3 separate regions of the Homo sapiens genome follow, and regions 2 and 3 are each linked to region 1. Evidence: chromatin loops called from intact Hi-C (ENCODE). Cell type or tissue: ascending aorta. All regions are shown on one strand.

Evidence for each region. Peaks named below come from ENCODE experiments on the same cell type or tissue, not always from the same donor. Only the 100,000 strongest peaks of a DNase experiment are listed, where the experiment ranks them.
Region 2: it touches region 1 in a loop (4-fold over the local background); 4 of 110 quality-filtered maps call a loop at or near these places.
Region 3: a loop joins it to region 1, with 3 times the contacts of the local background. A loop is called at or near these places in 4 of 110 quality-filtered maps.

The regions. Positions count from the first base shown.
Region 1 is chr2:227,815,318-227,823,317 of GRCh38, forward strand. It overlaps CCL20 (C-C motif chemokine ligand 20), which reads left to right. Exons shown (of 4, transcript NM_004591.3): 2 at 137-251; 3 at 990-1,067; 4 at 1,745-2,239. The coding sequence ends at 1,766. Among named protein-coding and RNA genes, the nearest start is that of CCL20, 5.5 kb to the left of the region's middle. RefSeq lists an enhancer at 2,462-3,661. In ascending aorta, no CTCF peak of the experiment used is centred here; DNase peaks (open chromatin) are centred at 3,104 and 3,534; H3K4me3 peaks cover 632 bases; H3K27ac peaks cover 1,844 bases.
Region 2 is chr2:227,364,099-227,372,098 of GRCh38, forward strand. TM4SF20 (transmembrane 4 L six family member 20) reads right to left here. Exons shown (of 4, transcript NM_024795.4): 2 at 6,817-6,882; 3 at 1,995-2,146. Among named protein-coding and RNA genes, the nearest start is that of TM4SF20, 11 kb to the right of the region's middle. RefSeq lists an enhancer at 6,476-7,675. In ascending aorta, no CTCF peak of the experiment used is centred here; DNase peaks (open chromatin) are centred at 3,153 and 6,793; H3K4me3 peaks cover 819 bases; H3K27ac peaks cover 5,080 bases.
Region 3 is chr2:227,714,224-227,722,223 of GRCh38, forward strand. It overlaps SLC19A3 (solute carrier family 19 member 3), which reads right to left and starts at 3,805. Exons shown (of 6, transcript NM_025243.4): 1 at 3,720-3,805. RefSeq lists an enhancer at 3,336-4,222. In ascending aorta, no CTCF peak of the experiment used is centred here; a DNase peak (open chromatin) is centred at 3,858; H3K4me3 peaks cover 1,334 bases; H3K27ac peaks cover 1,278 bases.

The DNA.
Region 1 (8,000 bases):
CCTCCTCTAAGTGGTTTATTCGTCATATACATGAGATTCACTAGATTTTTCACAACTTAAGGTAGTTTTATAATACCAATCACAGGATAAGTTTATTCATGTGGATCCAATACCTTTCACTTTTTTTTTTTTTTAGCAGCAAGCAACTTTGACTGCTGTCTTGGATACACAGACCGTATTCTTCATCCTAAATTTATTGTGGGCTTCACACGGCAGCTGGCCAATGAAGGCTGTGACATCAATGCTATCATGTAAGTTATTAATTGATTTTAATTCAGTTGTATCAGGAATACCTAGAAACTTCAGTTTTAAAAATGTTTGCCTTTTTAGAGTTTCATTCAGAAATTACTGATGTTTTGAACATAAGATCTTATTTTAAAGAGAAAGAAATGATGTGGCAAAGATAGCTTTGTCTTAGTACATATCTACTTTAAAGTTCACTTTAAACAGGACTGGAATAAGGCAAAACCTTTTTTAAAAATTTTTTTTGGTCAAACGGAACTAGTATAGGGCAAAAATCACTTTCTAAGGCTATTAAAGTGATATATTAGGAAAATAGGGAAGATACACATTTCGAAATGAGCATCTTCTACCAGAAAGTGTTTGAGACCAAAAGTAAAATCTCAGACTAATTATACTATCACATATAATTTTCTTGATTTATATAGGATATTATATTTTGGAATTATACAAGTTATTGATCAGATACATACATATTCTATGTAACCACCAATAGCAAAATTATATGACAATTCTGGGACTTTATCTTCCTGCCATTGTACTATTATTTGTTACATTGCAGAGAAAGAGAGAATCACTTTGATTTTGCATTAATCTTCATCAGAAGCATTTTTTGTGCATTTTATTTTACCTCATCAACTGAAATGTTTAGTGTGTAATCAACTGGAATATAAAATTTCCATTGTATGTTCTATGAAAAACCCATTGAAAAGCTCATTAAACACAAATCAAATTTTCTGATTTTTCAGCTTTCACACAAAGAAAAAGTTGTCTGTGTGCGCAAATCCAAAACAGACTTGGGTGAAATATATTGTGCGTCTCCTCAGGTATGTTACACTGACATTTAGCCTTTGCAAATGTTTGAGGAAAGAGGAGTGTGCAAAGGGGTGGGCCGTAGGTTTTCTGGGATTCTTTAGTTTAACTATTGTGGAATTTTTAAAGGGAAAATTTGAGTTGGACCACAAAAACAAAGAATGCATTTTTCCACTTACAGATCATCATCGTTATTATTATTTTAATTTAGTGATTTCTTACATGATGTATTAGATTTCTCTATGCATTTGATAGTTACTAGCTGCCTGATTCTTGTTGCAAAGATGCCTACTATTTATATAATTTAAAGGCAATCTGGCATTTGGTTGTTTGTTAAAAACTGAAAAATGAACATTAGTTAAACAGAGATCAATGGTTCTGATTTACGTTGACAATAATAGACAGTAACACTTTATCAATGGACAGAAGGCACCTAACACCAGCATGCCATAGATACTGAACTTGGAGACACAAGATAAGTGTCCATAGCCTGTTTCTGTCATTAATGAGCTGAGTTAGGTTGGGCAAGGGCCATCCTCTCTAAACCTCAATTTCCTCATCTGAACTCTGAGCTGCTTGACATACTGAGTTGAGATTAAGGGCAGGTGAAGCAACCTTTAGGTACCAAAGTCATTCCCACCATGCAGTCACCTTGTCATTACTTACACTTTTCTTCTTTTTCATTTTACAGTAAAAAAGTCAAGAACATGTAAAAACTGTGGCTTTTCTGGAATGGAATTGGACATAGCCCAAGAACAGAAAGAACCTTGCTGGGGTTGGAGGTTTCACTTGCACATCATGGAGGGTTTAGTGCTTATCTAATTTGTGCCTCACTGGACTTGTCCAATTAATGAAGTTGATTCATATTGCATCATAGTTTGCTTTGTTTAAGCATCACATTAAAGTTAAACTGTATTTTATGTTATTTATAGCTGTAGGTTTTCTGTGTTTAGCTATTTAATACTAATTTTCCATAAGCTATTTTGGTTTAGTGCAAAGTATAAAATTATATTTGGGGGGGAATAAGATTATATGGACTTTCTTGCAAGCAACAAGCTATTTTTTAAAAAAAACTATTTAACATTCTTTTGTTTATATTGTTTTGTCTCCTAAATTGTTGTAATTGCATTATAAAATAAGAAAAATATTAATAAGACAAATATTGAAAATAAAGAAACAAAAAGTTCTTCTGTTGATTGAGTTTTATATCATTTTTATGATGTGTATTGAAACCATTTCCAGGCACAGAAAATATAAGAATTTTCTGAGAAATTATATCCTCCACTTACTTCTAGTTGTTCCCTTTATCTCGGCCCCTCATGGCCCTGGACTTGATTTTACATGAATTATAATGGAACAGTTGTTCTTTTTTTTCTTTAATTCAAAGTCGTCCAGATTAAAAGTTGAAAAAGATCCTATATCTGAGATTCATAACCCAATGTTTATTGATTTAAGAAAACTGTTTAAAATAAGAAACCATGCCCACACACCTTTTGACTACAGGGACACAACAACCATTTAGAATATACCTTCAGGCATCACTTCTTCCATCCTTCTGTCACCAGCCAGGATCTCAGCATACGAACATTTCTCCATTTAAAAGTCCTCCCGAGTCATCTTTAAGCAGTTTCCGAAAGGAAAATGACTATTCAGAGAGTTCTTAGTGGCTGCCTTGCTAACCAGCGGGGAGCCCCCAGACGTGTGAAACCTGGTAAGAGCCCAGCAATCAGGATGAAAAGACTCTGAACCAGTAGTTACTATCACTACATTCATGCATCAAGGTTCACAGAGTGCCTCGGATTCCAAAGGACACACAGGATCACTGGAGGCAGGCATGCTGATGATATGATGCAAAATCAAGACACATAAACCCATAAAGTAGGGCAGTGGTGGGTCACTTGATGTGGAGCCAAAAAAGAGTAAGTGGCTCAATAGTCCCCAAGGGCGTCTGCATCCTCAGGAACAGCAACATTGAATCATCAGGGAAAGTATGCTCAACATCCTGTGTGTTGATTCATCATCACACATAGGTTCAGTATGTGCTGGGCACCGTGCCAAGTGCTAGAGAGAAGAAGTGACTTAAAACTTAATAACTTGCTGCTAGATATTTAAGGCTGAGCAATGTGGCGAGAGGCAGGAATGAGTAAAGCAGCTCTTACAACACTTGGTGGTAAGCACTTTAATAATGAAATCATTGGGCATCATTCGTGAGGGCTTCCAGAAGAAGTACTATGCAGTTGAATCACATTAAGTAGCCAATATTTGATGTCATTGACCTGAGAAGATGACAATTTCACAAGATTCAGCCCAATACTTGTGGTATGAAGAATCAGTAGGAAGTAGCTAGTTGGAAAAGGGACAGCAGGAAGTGTTTGGAAATATCTGCGGGCATGTGTAGTTGTCACAATGTCTGAGGGTGAGTACAACAAGCATTCAGAGGGTAGGAGCCAGGGTTGCTAAACTCACTAGAATGCAACGGATGGTTCTGCACAATGAAGAATTGTCCCACCCCAAACGCCAATCGCGCCACCCTTGAGCAATACCGGATGAAGAGGAGTATATGCAAGTGGGGCAGGGGTGGAGTAGCTGCAGATTAAGTTAAACTGTTATCTCAACTACGTGTGGTGGTTTGGGCTTGACCATGGAGCCCTTGGGAAACCACTGTAAAGGTCAAAATACATGTTGTCTCTGCACGGCAGAGGAAAGGGAGGTGGGGTGGATGGAAAGCAGAGGTACCAGAGACAGCTGCAATGAGGAGGCTGAGAAATGGTGAACTTCAGTCACAGCCACGGCAAAAAAAAAAAAAAAAAAAAAAAGGCAGAAGAGGTGGGATTGTGAAGCCTGGGACTTATCCCAGACACCCCTTCTCTCCTCCCCATCAGTCACTGTTGGAACAGCACAGTCAAAGCAAGGCATTTTCAGGGGGCAGCAGATTTGTCTCATTGCTGGAAGGCCTCAGCAGGTAAGGCTTGTAGAGTCAGGAAAGGAGAAAATTTTGTTAGCACTCTGAAGCTGTCTGAATCTTTTGAGGCCAGGACTACTAATAAGTATTAAGTGAGTTTCTGAAGACTGAAATCTCCAGGCTGGAATGCCAATTTATTAATCAACAACGAAAGCATCCAAGCGTCAAGTATGCGGACACAAGCACATGGCTAGATTAGGGAAGCAAGCTACCTGAGCAGTCAAATTGGAATCACAAAGCTGGTTTGTTAAGGCTGGGATCAGAGAGCAGGGCCTCAGCTATGTAATTTGAATATTTAATGCTCTAGTTTTCACTGGATTAAATATGATCTTAGATTAGGGATGCCACTCCCAATTCACAGCTCTCTCTCTCTCTCTTTTTTTTTTTTCATTTTGGAAAAAAAGCCTATTTACTTTTTAATTGAAGTATAATTTATATGCAGTAAGATACACAAATCTTTTTTTTTTTTTTTTTTTTTTTTTTTGAGATGGAGTCTTGCTCTGTCACCCCGGCTGAAGTGCAGTGGCATGATCTCGGCTCACTGCACTGCACCTTCTGCCTCCTGGGTTTAAGCAATTCTCCTGCCTCAGCTTCCTGAGTAGCTGGGATTACAGGCGTCCACCACCACACCTGGCTAACTTTTGTATTTTTAGTAGAGACAGGGTTTCTCCATGTTGGTCAGGCCGGTCTCGAACTCCTGACCTCATGATCTGCCCAACTCGGCCTCCCAAAGTGTTGGCACTACAGGTGTGAGCCCCCTCACCTGGCCCAGATACACAAATCCTAATTGTGCAGCTTAATAAATTTTTGCATATGCACCTACCTGTGAAACAACCCTGCCTCCTTCAAGACAGTAAATGTTTTCAACACAGCAGGGGAAGGAGCTCTCATGTTCCCCTCCATTTGTAGAACCCAGGGGTAGCAGCTGTTCTGATCTGTTTCACAATAGATTAATTTGCCTTTTCTTGATTTCATATATATGGAACTATCCAGCATTTACTTTTTGGTTTTTGACTTCTTTTACTAGAATCTTCTGTCTCTGAACTTATTTTTAATGGCATGTATAGTACATGAATTCACTCTCATTCTTAGGTTCAAGCAATAGTGATACGGTGAAGGTCTCCTTTAAACTTTCATCAAGCCCCTTGACTCTCTGAGGTGACCCCACAGGATGCCTTTGCTCTCCCCTGGGCTAAGTAGCCCTTTCTGTTTGTACAGTCTTCTTGAGAACCACTGCTAGTTTATGTAAGAGTCTAGTCCTGTCTCCTAAATACACTCTAACCATCTGAATGATTCTGAGGCTTTTGGTCATATATTTTCCAAAAGTCTCTTGTGTAAGACTGCTGATGTCTGGCCATAGCCATAGGCCCTATGTGTGGATTTGACTTGCTGTATTCTCAGAGTTGTCTCCAAGTTCTTCGGTGCCTCCCTGGTGCTTTCCATTAGTGTCATCTTAAGAGGTAAGTAAGATAAGGATGGAATAATGTCTTGCCCCTGGCAATCTGTAGGTCATTGGTAACTGTAAGAGTATTCAGTGAGGTAGTGTAGGAGAGAGAATCCCAATGACAGTGGGTTGAAGAATGAATGGTGACAAGTAGTTTGGCAATGAAGGTAAGAGGAAATAAAAGCTAGAAGGGGAGCCTTTTATCTTTAGATGGAAAAGTATTGAAAGAGTCAGGGAGAAGAGAGAGAGAGAGAGAGAATGAGAGAGAGATTGAAGATATTATAAAGAGTTGAAGATTCTGGAAGAGTAACAAATGGTACCTCAACTTCTCTCAAAAGGCGGGTTTCCAGAACACAGTTCAGCTGAGTCATCTCTTCCTTCGGAACAAAATTCACTCAAGAAAGAGCAGGAGTAGGTGGGGAGAATTTTGCAATTTGGGATGGAGGAAGTTGACAGACTTTGAATATGGTGGTCTTGCTTTTCTTGGTGAAAGACTAGTCACCTTTTGAGAGTGATGAGTGAGCTTTGACATGAATGGAGAAGCTTTGAGATAGTCAGTAGAGGACACAGGGGTACACTCAAGGTTGTTCCACAGTGTTGGGGTTCACTGAAGTCGGAGATAACTAAGCTGCTGTGATTTCCATTGGCACACACCAGGTGGCCTGCTGCAGTTTGGGTGTAAGAATAGACAGTGGTGACTAGTTGGACTAGTTTAGGGTCAGGCTTTGCATCTAGGCACAGTGCAAGGACAAGAGGGCAAGAGTCAATGACAGAGGTTCAGAGAGGGGTTAAAGTGCTGAACCATGCAGTCTAGACCAGAGACAGGAGATGAGGTCCAAAGGTATCTGAGACACTGAGAGAGTATGGGGAGGCCCTCAGATAAAAGGCCTCAATGTGGTCAAAGAGCAGGAGAATGGGAGGGCTGGAGGGGCTGGAGCAGCTCCAGGGGCCAAAGTCCAAGTGTGTGACTGTGGGTGTGCAACTCAAGTGGTGGGGTAGCAGGGCGATGACTGGAAGGCTACCAGGATGGATGAGTCATTCCCATTGATTTTCCCTCTACTTTTTCCCTCTTTTTTAAAAAAATATAGAGTTGGGGTCTCACTATGTTGCCCAGGCTGGTCTTGAACTCCTGGGCTCAAGCATCCTCCTGCCTCAGCCTCCCAAAGAGCTGGGATTACAGGCATAAGCCACCATGCCCTGCTTCCCTCCACTTTTTATTATGGAAAGTACAAAAGTGGAGAGAATCATATAAAAATCCCCCTTGTATCCACCATCTGGATTCAACTGACTAATGGCCAATCTTGTTACATCTACACCACCCAACTCACTTCTTCCCATCTATCCCCCTGGATTACTTTGAAGCAATTTCTAGACATTAAATTATTTTGTTTATAAGTACTTCTCCCTCTCTCTATATATGTACATATATATATATATATATATATATATATATATATATATATATGAACTTTTAAAAACATACAATTTCCCTCACATGGATTTAAAAATCAACACTAATTCTCTAATATCACCCAATGTCCAGTGTTCAAATTTTCTTGCTTGCTTTAAAAAAAATTGTTTTAAAAAACATTATTTGCATCCATCTTTTCTTTAAATGAAGATATAAAGATGTAGATGAAGGTGTAAATGAAGATCCGAAAGAGGTCCACACACTTCATTTGTTTGGCTTGTTTTTTTTTTTTTTGCTTTTAATCTGAGAGCTCCTCACCACCAGCCCCCATCTCCTTTCCTTTTCCTTTGAAATTTATGCTTTGGAGAAACCAAGACATTTGTTCTGTGGTTTCCCACCTTGTGGGTTTTGTTAATTGCATTCCTGTGGTGTTATTTAGCATGTTCTTTGACCCTACTTAGAAATAGAGGCTGGGTTGGATTGGAATTTACTATGCAAGGGGACAAGGCTACTGAATAAGTGGCATTATGCCACATGGGTACAAAGTGGTCCACACTGATGTCAACAGGAATGAAAGGGAACACTGAGCTGAAGAACTGATCAAGGCCATTAACTGACAGCCAGCGGGAGGGGAAGTGGATGGTCTAATGACATCCATATGCTTCAAAGAAGATGATGGGAAAGGTGTGTAGGAATGAGAAAGTGCCATCATGGAAGCACAAGAATACTGGTCTCTACCCACTCCTGGCCCTGTGGTGGGAGAGGAGTGAGAGAGGAGCCCCTTCATGTTGAGAAGACCCCAGGGAGAAGTAGTGTTCTTGCCATAAAATCTGATTTCAGATGAAGCCAGGAGATGGAGAAGTGGAAGATGGAAGGACAGAGAAGTTGCTTTACAACAGAAAAAAGTTTCCACTGAAGGTCATGGGGGGCATTGTGGAGTTCAGCTGGAGGCACAAAGGAGAATTGGGACGGAAGCACTAGCAGTATGAGAAAGAAAAGATGAATACAAAGATTTGGGTAGTAATCATGTCATTAATAATATTTAGATTATTTAAGCATTTGTATGTTAATATCATCTGCTAAGATTGCCAATGTACCTCATTGGAATATGAGCTCTGAACTCTATTTTT
Region 2 (8,000 bases), 450 kb before region 1:
ACGAATGTACTTTTGAAATATCGTGCCCAGAAATGACAGAGATCAGGGTTTCTGAGCATGTGTCCATATACTCTACTAGTTACAAAACTTTTATTACTTATATAGCCCATCATTTAACAAGCATCTCTATGGTACATCTTCTCTTAGGTTGAACGGTATGAAACTGCTGTTTTGGGATGTCAGAAATAGTTGAATGTCAACAGTTTTTCGTGGTTCAACCTATTTATTTTATTTATTCAGATACTCTTCTACTTGCTAGATATAAAAACTAAGGAGCCTCCCCTACCCCCCGCCACCCCCATTAAATGAGCTCAGTTCTTAGTGCAGAACTACAGCGTGGCGTCCGTTCTTCAACCAGATGTACAGTTTTTACTGATTAAATATGTCTGATTAAAGTGATGTGCCTGTTCTTAACGGGGCTGTGGAAAATGAGAAACTTTTAGCCCTAATACATCTATCTCAAGATGATTTTTTGTTTGTTTACTGTAGAGTAAAATGGAATGTTCTTAGGGAGTTTGCATTGCTGGATATCAGCAACTGACATTCAACCTGGGAAAACAACAGTATTTTCAGCACATGGAATATGAGTGTTTTGTGAAATGTGTAGCAAGCCAAGGATCACTCTCTTGTAACTTTGCTAGCCTAGCCCATCTCCGCAACTAGGCTGAGAATATCTGAGCGCTGTTGTCTGCAGAGCGTAGCCTGGTGCCTGGTACATTGTGGGCTGTTGTCATTCCCTGGGGATTTAATGTGCATAGCATCTGTGGTAGAAATCTTTAACCCTTTACTTCAAGTCTATTAGCAAGGAGACTTTCCTTGGCTTTGTTTTTGAGACACAGTCTCACTCTGTCACCCAGACTGGAGTGCAGTGGCTTGATCTTGGCTCACTGCAACCTCCGCCTCCTGGGTTCCAGCAATTCTCCCGCCTCAGCCTCCTGAGTAGCTGGGACTAGAGGCGCGTGCCACCACGCCTGGCTCATTTTTGTATTTTCAGTAGTGATGCAGTTTCACCATGTTGACCAGGCTGATCTCAAACTCCTGACCTCAAGCGATCCACCTGCCTTGGTCTCCCAAAGTGCTGGGATTACAGGCGTGAGCCGCTGTGCCTGGCCTTCCTTGGGTTTTGGTTCAAAACAAATATGCTACACAAAATTTGAGGGACTTTCTTTTTTAATGTAGCAAGGTAAGGGAAAAGGAGAAAAAATTTTTTGTATGTAACTACAAAAGTAAATTCTGGTTATTTGCTAAACTGAGCAGGCTATACAGAGAGGTAATGGATTAGATAGTTTTTTTCTTCCAGTTTTTACAAATTGTGTCTAGATTCAGTCACAGAATGATGTACTTAAAAGACTAAAATGAGCCACTTATTAAGTACATGTAACTCTCCAGTATTACTTGTTATTACATGACTTAAAATTTGGATTCATTCCCATGCATACAGTATATTTATAGCATATCTGTATGAATCCATTGGTTGCTCTTCCATTTAAGCCTACAGGCAAGGCTCTGCATTTTATTTATTGTGTTTTTATTAAATTTTTTAAATTGTAAATGTAATATTTGCTCATGGTTGACAAATTTAATTAGTTCAGAAGTGTAGAAAGTAAATGTTCTCTTCACTCTCATAAAGGGAATCCCCTATTTCCATTCTCCAAGGATGAAAGTTAAGTTTCTGGTGTATATTTGCATAATTTTTTAATATACATACACATATGTAACTGTAGATTTTTGAAAGACAAGCATAAGCCATTTGAGATCAACTAGTCCTTTTAGACAATATCTAAAAGTCCTTTTAGAGCATTGTAAATCTAATGATTCCTCCATTTTGATGTGGAGTTGTGCTAACTGGCGTTAATGTACTAAAATTCCTAAGAATCCGTTTGTCCCGGCAGTTGCATCAAATAAAAACATGGCATTGTTCCAGTACTGCATTAATCTAATCAAACTAGTTCAACTGTGTGAGACAGTAAGCCTGTGAAAATCAAGTTACTTACCTGATGTTTTTCAATGAAAATTCACAATTGGCATTACTGTTGCTTGGAGAATTACACATGAGAGGACCTTTTAAGAGAGCCTGGATGGATATCAGCATGCAATACAGAGCACCAATGACTGTGATCACACTGAAAAGTGATGAAAGAAACATCTGAAAAATAAAATAGAGCCATTTGCACATGTTATGACATGTTCTTGATCTGTTTCAAGCTTCAGGAGCGTATACAGTCTTTTTTAAATCCAGTCGCCCTAAAATCCTGGATCTTAAGATCACAGTTTATTAGGTGTGAATGATACAAAAAGGCAGAGGGCAGTCTCTGCTATTTGATTACACTCAATAAAAGATGGTTGGGGCTGGGCATGGTGGCTCACACCTGTAATCTCAGCACTGTGGGAGGCCAAGGTGGGTGGATCACCTGAGGTCAGGAGTTCAAGACCAGCCTGGCCAACATGGCAAAACCCCCTCTCTACTAAAAATACAAAAACTTAGCCAGGCTTGGTGGTGGATGCCTGTGATCCCAGCTACTTGGGAGGCTAAGGCAGGAGAATCGCTTGAACCCGGGAGGCAGTCATCCGAGATCGTGCCATTGCACTCCTGCTGGGTGACAGAGCAAGACTCTGTCAAAAAAAAAAAAAAAAAAAAAAAAAAAAAAAAAAAAAAAAGATGGTTTGGCTTGTCACTGTCTCTGGAAAATCTCAACTTTCATATTCCTGAGTCTCATCTGTTTCTTCTGACCACTGAGATCTAGTTCCTCCCTGTTTTATGTACTTCCTACTTCATAGAATCTTGACTGGATCTTAACTACGTTTATCTTCATGTCTGGTCTCTTGGCTCGCAAGCGTTTGGCCCTGATGCTTTAAGTGAATTTGGCCCTGATGCTTTAAGTGGCCAGTGGCCAGCATCCCACAGTGATCAGTCAACAGCATAGAGTTAGAACAGGACTTCCCAACCTCAGCACCAATGACATTTGCACACTTCGCTGTGGGGCCTTTCCTGTGCAGTGTAGGATATTTAGCAACATCACTCATCTCTACCCACTAGATGCCAATATCATCCCCCGACGCCTTGCCACCTCCAGCCCGGTTCTGACAACCAAAAATGTCTCCAGGCATTGCCAAATATCCTCTTGGGGTGGAGGTGGGTGGGTAAAATAACCCGCCGGTTGAGAGCCACTGTGTTAGAAAGATTGTACACATCTTTATTTCGTGAGTCAGTCATGAGAGCAGAAGAAGGCATGGAATTTGGCATAGGAAACTGAATGAAAGTTCGTGTTTGTTTTTCCAAAAATAAGCTCTTAGGCCAGGCACAGTGGCTCATGCCTGTAGTCCCAGCACTTTGGGAGGCCAAGGAGGGTAGATTGCTTGAGCCCAGGAGTTCGAGACTAGCCTGGGCAACGTAGTAAGAGCCCATCTCTAAAAGAAAAAAAAAAGAAGGAAACTTTTGTATTGTTTCAGTGAAGTTGTTAGTCACTGATGATTATTTCAAAATCAGCAGAAATGAAGCGAGGGAATGCTTTTCCTTTTTCTTTGCTGGGATAATGCAGCTCCCACAGGGTCTGTGTGTTGTGTTCTTGAGACCTGCCTTTTATGAGTGCAGAATAAGGTGGCTACCTATAGAGTTGTGTTGAGGGATGTTGTGCTCTACATATATCATCTCATTTAATTCTTTTCATAATCCCAAGAGGTAGATACTATTATTATTTCCATTTTATAGATGAGAAAACTGTGTATCATGGAGATGGACAAAACTTGTCAGGCTCTCACAGCTGGGAAACACTTTAATCACTATTCTTCTTCCAGCCAAAAGTTCAGAATGATGGATTTGGAGTCTACTTCAAATCCTGATTCTTCCATGCTACTGTGACTTGTGCAGTTACTTAAATGTACTCATCAAGAAGTGCCATGGTGTTTATTTTTAACCATCTATTTTTTTTTTTTTTTTTTTTTGGAGACGGAGTCTCGCTGTGTCGCCCAGGCTGGAGTGCAGTGGCATGATCTCGGCTCACTGCAAGCTCCGCCTCCCGGGTTCACGCCATTCTCCTGCCTCAGCCTCCTGAGTAGCTGGGACTACAGGCACCCGCCACCACGCCCGGCTAATTTTTTGTATTTTTAGTAGAGATGGGGTTTCACCCTGTTAACCAGGATGGTCTCCATCTCCTGACCTTGTGATCCGCCCGCCTCAGCCTCCCAAAGTGCTGGGATTACAGGCGTGAGCCACCACGCCTGGCCGCCATCTATTATTTATATATATATATATATATAATTTTTTGTTTTTGAGACGGAGCCTTTCTTTGTTTCCCAGGATAGAGTGCAGTGGCGCTATCTGGGCTCACTGTAACCTCTGCCTCCTGGGTTCAAGAAATTCTCCTGCCTCAGCCTCCCAAGTAGCTGGGATTACAGATGCCCGCCACTACACCTGGCTAATTTTTTTATTTTTATTTTTTGTATTTTTAGTAGAGACAGGGTTTCACCATATTGGCCAGGCTGGTTTCAAACTCCTGAACTCAAGTGATCCGCCCACCTCAGCCTCCCAAAGTGCTGGGATTGCAGGCGTGAGCCACCGCACCCAGCCATATTATCTTTGAGTTCTCATCCCTACAAAAGGCCTGGCTTTAGAAAGTGATTCCAGGCATGTGTATTTCCCCTAAAGGGGATTCACTTAAATGATTCAGCAAAACCATTTTGTATTCAGAAGCAAAAATAAGAACTGGAAAAAGGGAAGAAGCAAAGAACAGTTAAAATAGGGGACAAGCCTTGGTCAACCCTTTCCCTTCCTCCCAAGATGTTGCCTTTGCCACTTGTCTCATGTTTTGGTCTTATCTAGGCCTCAAAGACACCAGATACGACATAAAAACCAGTTCTTAGAGGATACACCTATCGGAAAAGCCTATATAAGTGTTTTGATATTTTTGATTTCAGGAATTCAGAAATGTCTCAGGATGTCAAGAATGTTGTGAACACCACATAGAAAAGATACAAAGTCAAATTCCAAATTATTATCGTTTACAAAGAAAAGTGACAGGGAAGGGAAACTGAAAATTAGTGTTTATTGAATACCTAAAATGTATTCAGACAAAAATAGACTAGAACTAATTAGCATAATTATTGTAATCCTAGATAAATATCAAATGTCAGAAAAAGGGTAATTTTTAAAAATATGAATCTTCCATTATGGATAGAAATATCTGGTTTGTTTTTTTTAAGTAGTGGTTCTAACCCCTGGCCAAATTATCTTGAGTGCTTTTGAAAAATACTGATGCAGAATCTCTGGCGGCCACCCAGGCACTGGTATTTTTTTAAATCTCTTTAGATAATTCTAATATCCCCATCTGTCTTTTTTTTTTTTTTTTTTGAGAGAGTCTTACTCATCTGTTGCCCAGGCTGAAGTGCAGTGATGTGATCTCGGCTCACTGAAACCTTTGCCTCCTGGGTTCAAGAGATTCTCCTGCATCAACCTTCTGAGTATCTGGGATTACAGGCATGGGCCACCGTGCCCAGCTAATTTTTGTATTTTTAGTAGAGACGGGGTTTCACCATGTTGGCCAGGCTGGTCTTGAATTCTAGACCTCAAGTGATCCTCCCACCTCAGCCTCCCAAAGTGCTGTGAGCCACCGTGCCCAGCCTAATGTTCCCATCCATCTGAGAACCATTGCTCTGAAAGCTCAAGCTCAGCCAAGCAGATTTACTGTGACTGCTTGCTGTCAATCTACCCCTTCCACAGGGAATTGTGAGAGTCCTTATGTTGCTTAATAGCCATGTTCATGGTATAAAGATCATGAATTGTGGGGTGCTCCAGTGGGTTTGGATAAAAATCCACTTACTAGTGTGCTACACTGGCAAATTATTTACTTTCTCTGAGCGTCCATTCCTTCGTCAATCAAACACACTTCTTACTTTTTCCCACTTAAGGGTTTTGAGAGAATTAAATGAAACAGCATCTCTGAAAGTGTTCTGAGCAGAGTGACACTCCGGTTAATGAATCTTAATTTACTTTTAACTTCGTTACGACTTTATACATAGTGGGTAGGCATTAAATGTTTTGGGGGAAAAAAACCTGGCAGCTCCTTTAATTTAACTGGATAAAGGCAATTGTCATTCTAATCCTAGCAAACCAGTCTGTCATTGCATGAGAGAACTGAGTACATTTTCCCTGAGTATTTTATATACGCCACAAAAATATCACACCCGAGTATTATGAAATTGATTGCAGCTGTGGGCGTGACTTACCAATCTCCTTTCTTTGAAAACCTTTAGATTGAGGAAAGGACAATCCACGGAAGACTGAGGAAGGGACAGAAGGCCAACTCTAAATGTTTGTGGGACAAAAAAACCCGTCTCACTTTTTCTACTTCTATATAATCATCCTAAATAGCATGTTTCAGGCCAGGCGCAGTGGCTCAAACCTGTAATCCCAGCACTTTGGGAGGCCGAGGCGAGCAGATCACTCGAGGTCAGGAGTTTGAGACCAGCCTGACCAACATGTTGAAACCCCCATCTCTACTAAAAATACAAAAATTAGCTGGGCGTGATGGTGTGCACCTGTAGTCCCAGCTATTCAGGAGGCTGAGGCAGGAGAATTGCTTGATCCCGGGAGGCAGAAGTTTCAGTGAACCGAGATCGCACCACTGCACTCCAGTCTCAGCAACAGAGCAAGACCCTGTCTCTAAATAAATAAATAAAAATAGCATGTTTCTAAGGCTGTGGCTCTGTCAGTGGAGCCCCACTGTGATTCGGTAGATGCGAGTGACTCAGTGTGGCTTTGCTTAGGTAGCAATAACTGTTCATGCACTTCTGCTTCCACGCCGACTGCTTCATACTTACTCCAGTTCTGTTGTTGCAGCACGCTCTTTTTCTTGCTGTCAAGGACATTGTTGTTGCTGGAATGGCCTGGAAATGACATCAACAGGAAAGATGAGTATTATAACTTCTCATCAGAAGAAAAAATAGTAATCTTCACCTTCCGTTTACCACCAGTTGTGGGAAATCAAGGCTCAAAGAACAAAAAGGGAATTTGGCAATATCCGTGGTTTTGTGAACCTTGTCATCCCAGTTTCAACCAGAAAGATTAAAAGTGGCGGCGGGAACAGGGGAATTCAAGACAGGAGTTTTGAAGTCTTCTATCTACATTCTTAGTTCACTCTGAGTCATCTGCAGAGAATTGGATTTTAAATAGATTAGGATGACTTATTTATACATTATTTTTGGAAGAAATGTTTCTGAAAGAATTGGCTGCATCATCCAAACTCTGTTGTTTGTTTGTTTAAAGAGTAGGGGTCTCACTCTCTTACCCAGGCCAGAGTGCAGTGATACGAGCATAGCTCACTGTAGCCTTGAACTCCTGGGCTCAAATAATCCTCCTGCCTTAGCCTCCTGAGTAGCTAGGACCACAGGTGTAGACCACCACACCTGGCTAATTTTAAAAATATTTTTGTAGAAGCAAGATCTCACTCTGTTGCCCAGACTGGTCCTGAACTCCTGGCCTCAAGAAAACCTCCTGCCAAGAAAACTAAAGATGTGAGCCATTACGCCTGGCCCGATTTCCCAGAAATTGTATGGATTATTCTGGCAAACCTGCAGAAAAGAAATTGATGGTTTTGTTTGCCTGGCAGTTGGGAACAAATCATTCTGTCACCACCCACTCCCACTAGCCTTTCTTTTCCCAGGATCCCGGCTATCTTGCTGGTTTCCCCAAACTTATATTTGAGAATTATTTTTGGTTCCACGTTCTCCTTTCTCTTCCTATATCCATGATATGTAATGATCTCACTTTATATATTGATGCTCAGAAATCTATAGATCGCATTCTGCCTTCAGGGAAATACACGTTGCCAAGGAAAGCTGTAAGAAAGAACACCATATTCTCAGGACTTGGGTTTCAATTTTTAGTATATCTAGGCAGCAGCTACGACTAGAAATTCTTACTGGAAGGAGTTTTGTATCATTGAAGGGTGGAATGTAATTATTTCCTTCCGCTTGAGAAATTTTAGGCGTAGGTTTTTTTGCCA
Region 3 (8,000 bases), 100 kb before region 1:
AAATTTAAAGTCCACATCAGGGCAAGGCCTCCGTATAATAGGAAAACTGAACAGGATCTTTGAAACTGAGTCTGTCCCAGAACATTTCTGATGAAAACAGTGCCCGTAACGCAAAGCTAGGACAGGGCAATAAACCTTGTAAGTCTGGCCACATATAACATTTTTCAGTTAATACAGATAGAATCTGAATCTCAGAAGCTGAGGCAGGAGGATCCCTTGAGTTACCTGTTTTTTTCTGTGCCCCCAGTTTCTTTCTTTCTAGAACCAAGCTGGCTTCCTGCCTTCAGGTCCAACTTCTGCTCCTTCCTGCTGCCCGCCACTATGAAAATCCCTTTCCATACCCTGGAGTCTCTTGTCCTCCTCCTTCAGACAGAGCTGCCAAGAGCAATAGCTTTATACGCAGAAGCCCATCCACTTCTGGTGGCTTTATGTACTGGGGCCCACCCTCTTCTGCAGCCGATGACATTTGAAATCCCATCCAAAAAAAAAAAAAAAAAAAAGCAGACACCCAGATCCAGATCTTTCTGAAATACAAGTGATTAGAGAGATAAATACATGAATAACACCTTTCCCTGACTATTCTTTTTTTTTTTTTTTTTTTTTTTGAGACAGAGTCTCCCTCTGTCACCCAGGCTGGAGTCTGGAGTGTAGTGGCACAATCTCCCCACTCACCGCAACCACTGCCTCCTGGGTTCAAGCGATTCTCCCACCTCAGTCTCCTGAGTAGCTGAGACCACAGGCACCCGCCACCAGGCCTGGCTAATTTTTGTATTTTTAGTAGAGACAGGGTTTTGCCTTGTTGGTCAGGCTGGTTTTGAACTCCTGACCTCAAGTGCTCCACCCGCCTCAGCCACTCAAAGTGCTGGGATTACAGGTGTGAGCCGCCGTGCCTGGCCTTGCCCTGACTATTCTTACTAAAGTCACCTAATTTAGCTTCTATAGAATTTTGTGCTAAGTGACCTAGACTCTCAAAAAACTACAAAGTAGCCTTATCACCCATCTATAATCCTTTATGTCAAACCCCACACCCCCCCCAAAAAAAAATCTTTGCTGAAATAAAGCATGCCACACAACTTCCAAAGACGTAAACTAGACCCAGATATTCAGTATGTGGGCCAGAATAGTTCTGTTGTTTGTTTTTGTAAGAGCAGAAACAAGTGATATTTTTAAAATTTTATTTTTAGTAAAGATGGGGCTTTGCCATGTTGGCCAGGCTACTCTTGAACTCCTGGCCTCAAGAAATCCGCCTGCCTTGGCCTCCCAAAGTGCTGGGATTACAGGTGTGAGCCACCGCACCCAGCCCAAGTGATCTTTAAGATGCTTCAGATTTTATTTTATCATATATGGTACCATTCCTTTTAATTTGCATGAGGTGTTTGCTGGTAAATTAATCATTTCCTTCCAAATTCTGTTTATTCTGTTATGTCTATGTTCAGATCAATCTAGTCTTAGGGAGAGCAGGAGGAATATGCCTAAGAAAACCATAAAACTAAGAAAAACATAAAACGGCTTAGAAAGTCAACTGAGCCCAGCCTGGGCAAAATAGCGAGACCTCACCTCTATAAAAAATACAAAAATTAGCTAGGCATGGTGGTGTGTGCCTATAGTGCCAGGTAGTTGGGAGACTGAAGTGGGAAGATTGCTTGAACAGGGAAAGTCAAGGCTGCGGTGAGCCGAGATCCCAGCCACTGCACTCCAGCCTGGGCAACAAGAGCGAGACTCCGTCTCAAAAAAAAAAAAAAAAAAAAAAAATTTCAAAAACCCCAAACAAAACAAAACAAAAAAGGAAAGTCAGCTGACATCTAATCCTTGAGATGCAGTGAAAGTTTCTGATTAAATGCACTGAGAGAAGGTGGTGTTGTAGGGAAAAAACTGGATTAAAGAAAAATTAGAGGTCATTTGAGCTATTTTACAACTCTGTAAATTTTAACAACTGATGGCAATGTTAAGTAATTATTGTCTATAGACATGCAAATAAGGTTTATCCCATGAAGGACAACAGTCTTCCTTTCCCCCATGGAAAACCAGTTTCAATATTCCTGATCTATATTTCATTATTCAATATTCCTGATCTACGAATGTACCCATTCTTTGGGTTCTTCTTTGATCTGGCTACTACAGACTCATCAGTTTCGTCACTAATAAGTGCCGGGACTCAGAAGCCGATACCCCAAAATATGGGGCTTTGACATGCTGGAGACCTCAAGGTCTCTCTGACCTTCCCGGCTCCCAGCTCAAAAAAACCTTTGTCTGCCTAAGATCCAGACCCACCAAAAGGAACAACTGTTTCTTTTCCCTTCCCTGTAAGACCAAGAATATACCCCACACCTGAACAGACCCATTCACAAGATAATGTAGCTTATTCTCTCCCCTGACCCATTCATGCTCCCTAGCAGAAGCCCATCCACTTCTGCTGGATGCTCTTCGGCTCCCTCCCGTAACCTCATTTGCCAGGGTAGTCTATAAGCTTCTGAGACATGTTGCAGGGTGGGTAATCAATCACTCTGATTCTCCCTGTGTGCATGTTAAATAAATGTGTATGCATTTACCATTACACAACCTTAAAAGAGTGTTGTTGGTCTATTAGCAATAATGACTGAAGGAAATTGGTATTTTTGTCCATTTCAGCTACTACTAGGATAATCTTATAAGATATTTGGGAAGTTATGTTTTGGTCTATTTAATATATGTGCCTCGATGAAAAAAACACCTTTTGCCACAGGAGACACCAATGTTTCAATATTGATAGGAGCAAAACACATGAGAGTGCTTTTTTTTTTTTTTTTTTTTTTTTTTTGAGGCAGAATCTTGCTGGGTCGCCCAGGCTGGAGTGCAGTGGTGCAATCTTGGCTCACTGCAACCTTCGCCTCCCAAGTTCAAGCCATTCTTCAGCCTCAGCCTCCAGTGTAGCTGGGATTACAGGCACCCGCCACCATGCCCGGCTAATTTTTGCCTTTTTAGTAGAGACGGGGTTTCATCCCAGGGCCAAGCTGGTCTCGAATTCCTGACCTCAAGCAATCCGCCCCGCTCAGCCTCCCAAAGTGCTGGGATTACAGGCGTGAGCCACTGCGCCTGGCCTGAGAGTACTTTTAGAAAACATTATTCCTTTACCTTTTTCAAACTTGAAGCACTCCGAAAGTCCCAACCTTTTGCACATTTGCGGCAGCGACATTGATTTGGTAAACAGCTGTCACACTATTTATTATTTGATGACTTAGGTATCCTTTCCAGCAGTGTTTTTGTAAGGTGTAGTTGCGTTTTCTTTTAGTTTCAATTAACTAAATTTCAAGTGGTTCCCAAAAAAGCCCCTGCTCTCTTAAATTCAAACTCACCTTCCTTTTTCCCACTAGGAAGGACCTTTTCTCCATCCTTGGATTGGAATTTGGAATTCTATGCTAAAATGCCTTTTCAGTTAAAATCTGTGAACGTGGGATGTAACCATAGGAGGTGCTGGCACTTTACGGGAATCATGATTTTATTTAATCTGCGCTTCCAGAAGGCTGCAAATGGGAATTCCAGACAAACCCACTTGGGTGAATCCCAGCACGCGGGCTGCGGCGTAGGGGGAGAGCTCCTCACGCGGCTCAGAGTGTAGCCCAGGCCCGCAGAGCCAGGAACCCGCCCCCAGCTCTCCAAACCCGGGAAGAGAGAGGCGACACTGCTAAGACCGAGGGATGACGGTGCTTCTTCAATTAATTCGCCCCCCGAGATATTCTTACCTACAGAAGGGAGTGTCTGTTCACCAAATCGCTCACTTGCCGCACGACCACGCACCCGCGGCTGTCGGATGGATCCAGGCGCTCTTGGTGGGAAGGGGGCGGAGCCTGCCTGGCCCGGAGCCCGGGGCCACGCCCCCACGCTTTGCATATGCGAATCCGGGCGTCCAGACCTTTCATCCCAGTGTGGAAGCCCAGATTTTCCTGGCCCAGGGCCGGTTTTCTGGGCAGAAACAGTCAACTCTGCTGAAAGGAACAACTTAAGTAATACACTGACATTCAGCATAATGAAGCAAGAGGGCCTGAATCCAACAGCGATCGTTTGCTTTATTTACAAATATGTCCTTTCTTATGAATCCATTTATTTCTCTCCAAAAGCTTAGGAGAGAGGGCTGGCTGGCTGTCACCCCCACTCTACACATGAAGAAAGTGAGGCGGAAGGAAGTAGGCCTAGTAAATAGAGAAGCCTGGGTTTTAGTTGGGGCTCCTGGCTCCAGAGCCAGTGGTTATAATCACTCTGCACTTTTTTTTTTTAAAGGAGGTAGAGTGGGATGGTTTCCTGGCACTTTGAAAATCTGATACAAACAATTTTTTCTTTTCTTCTTCTTTTTCTTTTCTTTTCTCTTTTCTTTCTTTCTTTTTTTTTTTTTTGAGACAGAGTCTCCCTCTGTCGCCCAGGATGGAGTGCAGTGGCGCGATCTCGGCTCACTACAACCCTCCGCCTCCCGGGTTCAAGCGATTCTCCTGCCTCAGCCTCCAAAAATTAACGCCCAGTTAATTTTTGTGTTTTTAGTAGAGACGGGGTTTGGTTTCACCATATTGGCCAGGCTCATCTCGAACTCCTGGCCTCGTGATCCGCCTGCCTCGGCCTCTCAAAGTGCTGAGATTACAGGCGTGAGCCACCGCGCCTGGTCTTTTTTCTTTCTTTCTTTCTTTCTTTTTTTTTTTGAGATGGAGCCTCGCTGTTGTTGGCCCCGGGCTGGAGTGCAATGGCACGATCTTGGCTCACTGCAACCTCCACCTCCCGGGTTCCAGCAATTCTTCTGCCTCAGCCTCCCTAGTAGCTGGGATTACAGGCGCCCGTCACCACACCCAGCTAATTTTTGTATTTTTAGTAGAGATGGGGTTTCACCATGTTGTCCAGGCTGGTCTCAAACTCCTGACCTCAGGTGATCCACCCGCCTCGGCCTCCCAAAGTGCTAGGATTACAGGTGTGAGCCACAGCACCCGGCCACCTGGCCTCTTTTCTTTTCTTTTCTCTTTCTTTCTTTCTTTTTTTTTTTTTTTTGACAAAGTCTCACTTTATCTCCCAGGCTGGAGTGCAGTGGTGCAACCCCAGCTCACTGCAACCTCAATCTCCCAGGCACACTGATCCTCCTGCCTCAGCCTCCCAAGTAGCTGGGCTTGCAGGTGGGTGCCACCACGTCACATTAATTTTTTTGTTTTTTTTTTTTGGTAGAGACAGAGTCTCACTATCTTGCCCAGGCTGGTCTTGAACTCCTGGGCTCAAAGGATCCTCCTGCCTTGCCCGCCCAAAGTGTTGGGATTACAGGCATGAGCCACTACGCTTAGCCTGCAAAGAGTTTATATATTAAAGTGAAACTTCTTATTAAACAGAGAATTTTTTTAAAGCATTACAAGGTTCTTATTGGTTAAAATGGAAAAAATATTTTTATTTCTGTTCATCTCTTGGTGGACTTGAAAAACCCTCCCTAAAGATAAACACTGCGTGGCTTCTAAGGGCTACCAGTGGAAGTGAAATGGATTAAAACACCCCGAGGTGTCTTGGTTCTCTGTCCTACGACTCTGCGTTTTCTATTTTCATCTTCCTATGATTTGTGAAAAGTCCTGAGCTGAACCTTAGGTGTAGGAGTGCCCTGCTCATTGTGCAACCTTGCAAATTGCTGGGTCCTCCCAAAGAATATTGTGAAATTTTCTTAAAGGCTGAAGGTGTCATGATTTCCTTCACACCTCTTGAAGAAAATGAGTTCAAATTGGACCTTGAGAAGTTTACTCTGATTCTCTAATATCTCATAGCCACAGTCTAAATCAGAGAGAGATATTGAGGAATTCATTCATTCATGCATAGAAACATAAATGACACATTTGCAGATTACATGACATGACATTTGAGTTTGATCCCATACGACTGTGTGGGGAGAAGGCTGTGGATGGGGTCATAGATGACAAAAGATTGGCTGTGTGTTGATTATTGTTGACTTGGGCAGTAGTTCTTAGAAACTGATTGCACTATTTTCCATTTTTGTATATGTTTATTTTCCATAATACAAAATTGTTTTAAAATCATTTATTCTGACTGGGCACAGTGGCTAATGCCTGTAATATAGCACTTTGGGGAGCCGAGGTGGGTGCATCGCTTGAGCCCAGGAGTTCAAGACCAGCCTGGGCAACACAGTGAGACCCTGTCTCTACAAAAATACAAAAATTACCCAGACGTGGTAGCATGCGTCTGTAGTCCCAGCTACTTGGGAGGCTGAAGTGGGAGATTGGCTTGAGCCTAAAGAGGTGGAGGTTGCAATGAGCTGAGATCACACCATTGCACTCCAGCCTGAGTGACAGAGCCAGACCCTGTCTCAAATAAACCCATACACAAAAAAGAAAAAAAAATCATTTGTTCATTAAGAAGTTATTTATTGAGTAACTATGTGCCAGACACTGTCCTAGGTGCTTGGGATACATTCGTGAACAAAGCTAAAAATCTCTGCCTTGTAATTTACATTCTAGCTTGGGATGGGGTATATAGAGGGAACATAAATAGTAAACATGATGAGTTAGTGAATTTTATAGTGTGTTAGAAAGTGGTAAGTGCCGTGGATCCCACTGAGAAGAGGATGGAGAAGATGACTAAGCCTGAGGCTTGGAGCTCCAACTTGGGAAAGAACCTACAGGGAGGCTGAATGAGAACAGTAGGAGAGGGAGCCATAGTGTATTAGGGAGTTGCTCAACACTGTGTACCTCCCTATTATACTTCCTCTTGCACTGTTACTAAAAAATGTGGCTGCAATTATGTCCATGAAAACCTATACAAGGCCAGGCATGGTAGCTCACGCCTGTAATCCCAGGTGAGTAGATCACCTGAGGTCAGGAGTTCGAGACTAGCCTGGCCAACATGGCGAAACCCCATCTCTACGAAAAATGCAAAAATTAGCCAGGCGTGGCGGCACACCCCTGTAATCCCAGCTACTTGGGAGGCTGAGGCAGAAGAATCGCTTGAACCCAGGAGGTGGAGGTTGCAGTGAGCCGAGATCACGCCACTGCACTCCAGCCTGGGTGACAGAGTGAGACTCTGTCTCAAAAAAAAAAAAAAAAAAAAAAAAAAGTCTATTTGAATAGTTGATATAGGAGTGGAGAAAAGGTGGCCAGGCAAAGAAAATCTCACATTAGGATTACTGCAAGTAGGCTAATTTATCTGTTTCACTCTTAAATGTTAACTCTTTGAAGGCAAATATTTGTTTAGTTTTTTTTTTTTTTTTTTTTTGAGATGGAGTCTCACTGTGTTGCCCAGGCTGTAGTGTAATGGGTCGATCTTGGCTCACTGCAACCTCTGCCTCCTGGGTTCAGGGGATTCTCCTGCCTCAGCCTCCCGAGTAGCTGGGATTACACGCACCTGCCACTACGGCCAGCTAATTTTTGTATTTTTAGTAGAGACAGGGTTTCACCATGTTAGTCAGGCTAGTCTCAAACTCCTGACCTCAGGTGATCTGCCCGCCTCGATCTCCCAAAGTGCTGGGATTATAGGTGTGAGCCACCGCACCTGGCCTTATCTTTAGATTTCTATCTTGGCTGGATAACTGGCCTAATAGAGCAGCCACATATTTGCTGAGTGAATGAGTAAAAAACACATAGAGAGTTGGAGAGAAGCTGTGACCTGCCGTACTGGGACCATCCAACACTCCCAATCATAAATCAGTTGCAGATGTTGGAGCTCATAAACCGATAACACAAAATACAGTGCCTTGAGATACCGAACTGCAGAAGCCTAAGGGTCTGTCTGATCTCCCCGACAAGGTCTCTTCTGAAGAAGCTGAAGTCTTCTGTCTGCCTAAGATCTAGACCCACCAAGGGGAACTATGGTTTTTCCTTCCCCTCCTTGTAAGAGTAAGAATGTAACCACACTTGAATAGACCCTCTCACAGTCAAAGAGAACTACTTACAAATTAATCTCAGTACCTGATCCTTTATTGTCCTTCAGCAGAATTCCTCTTCTTCCTCCTCCCATAATGTGTTTAGCCAGGCTGGTAGATTGAAGGGGGCCAGCCTCTC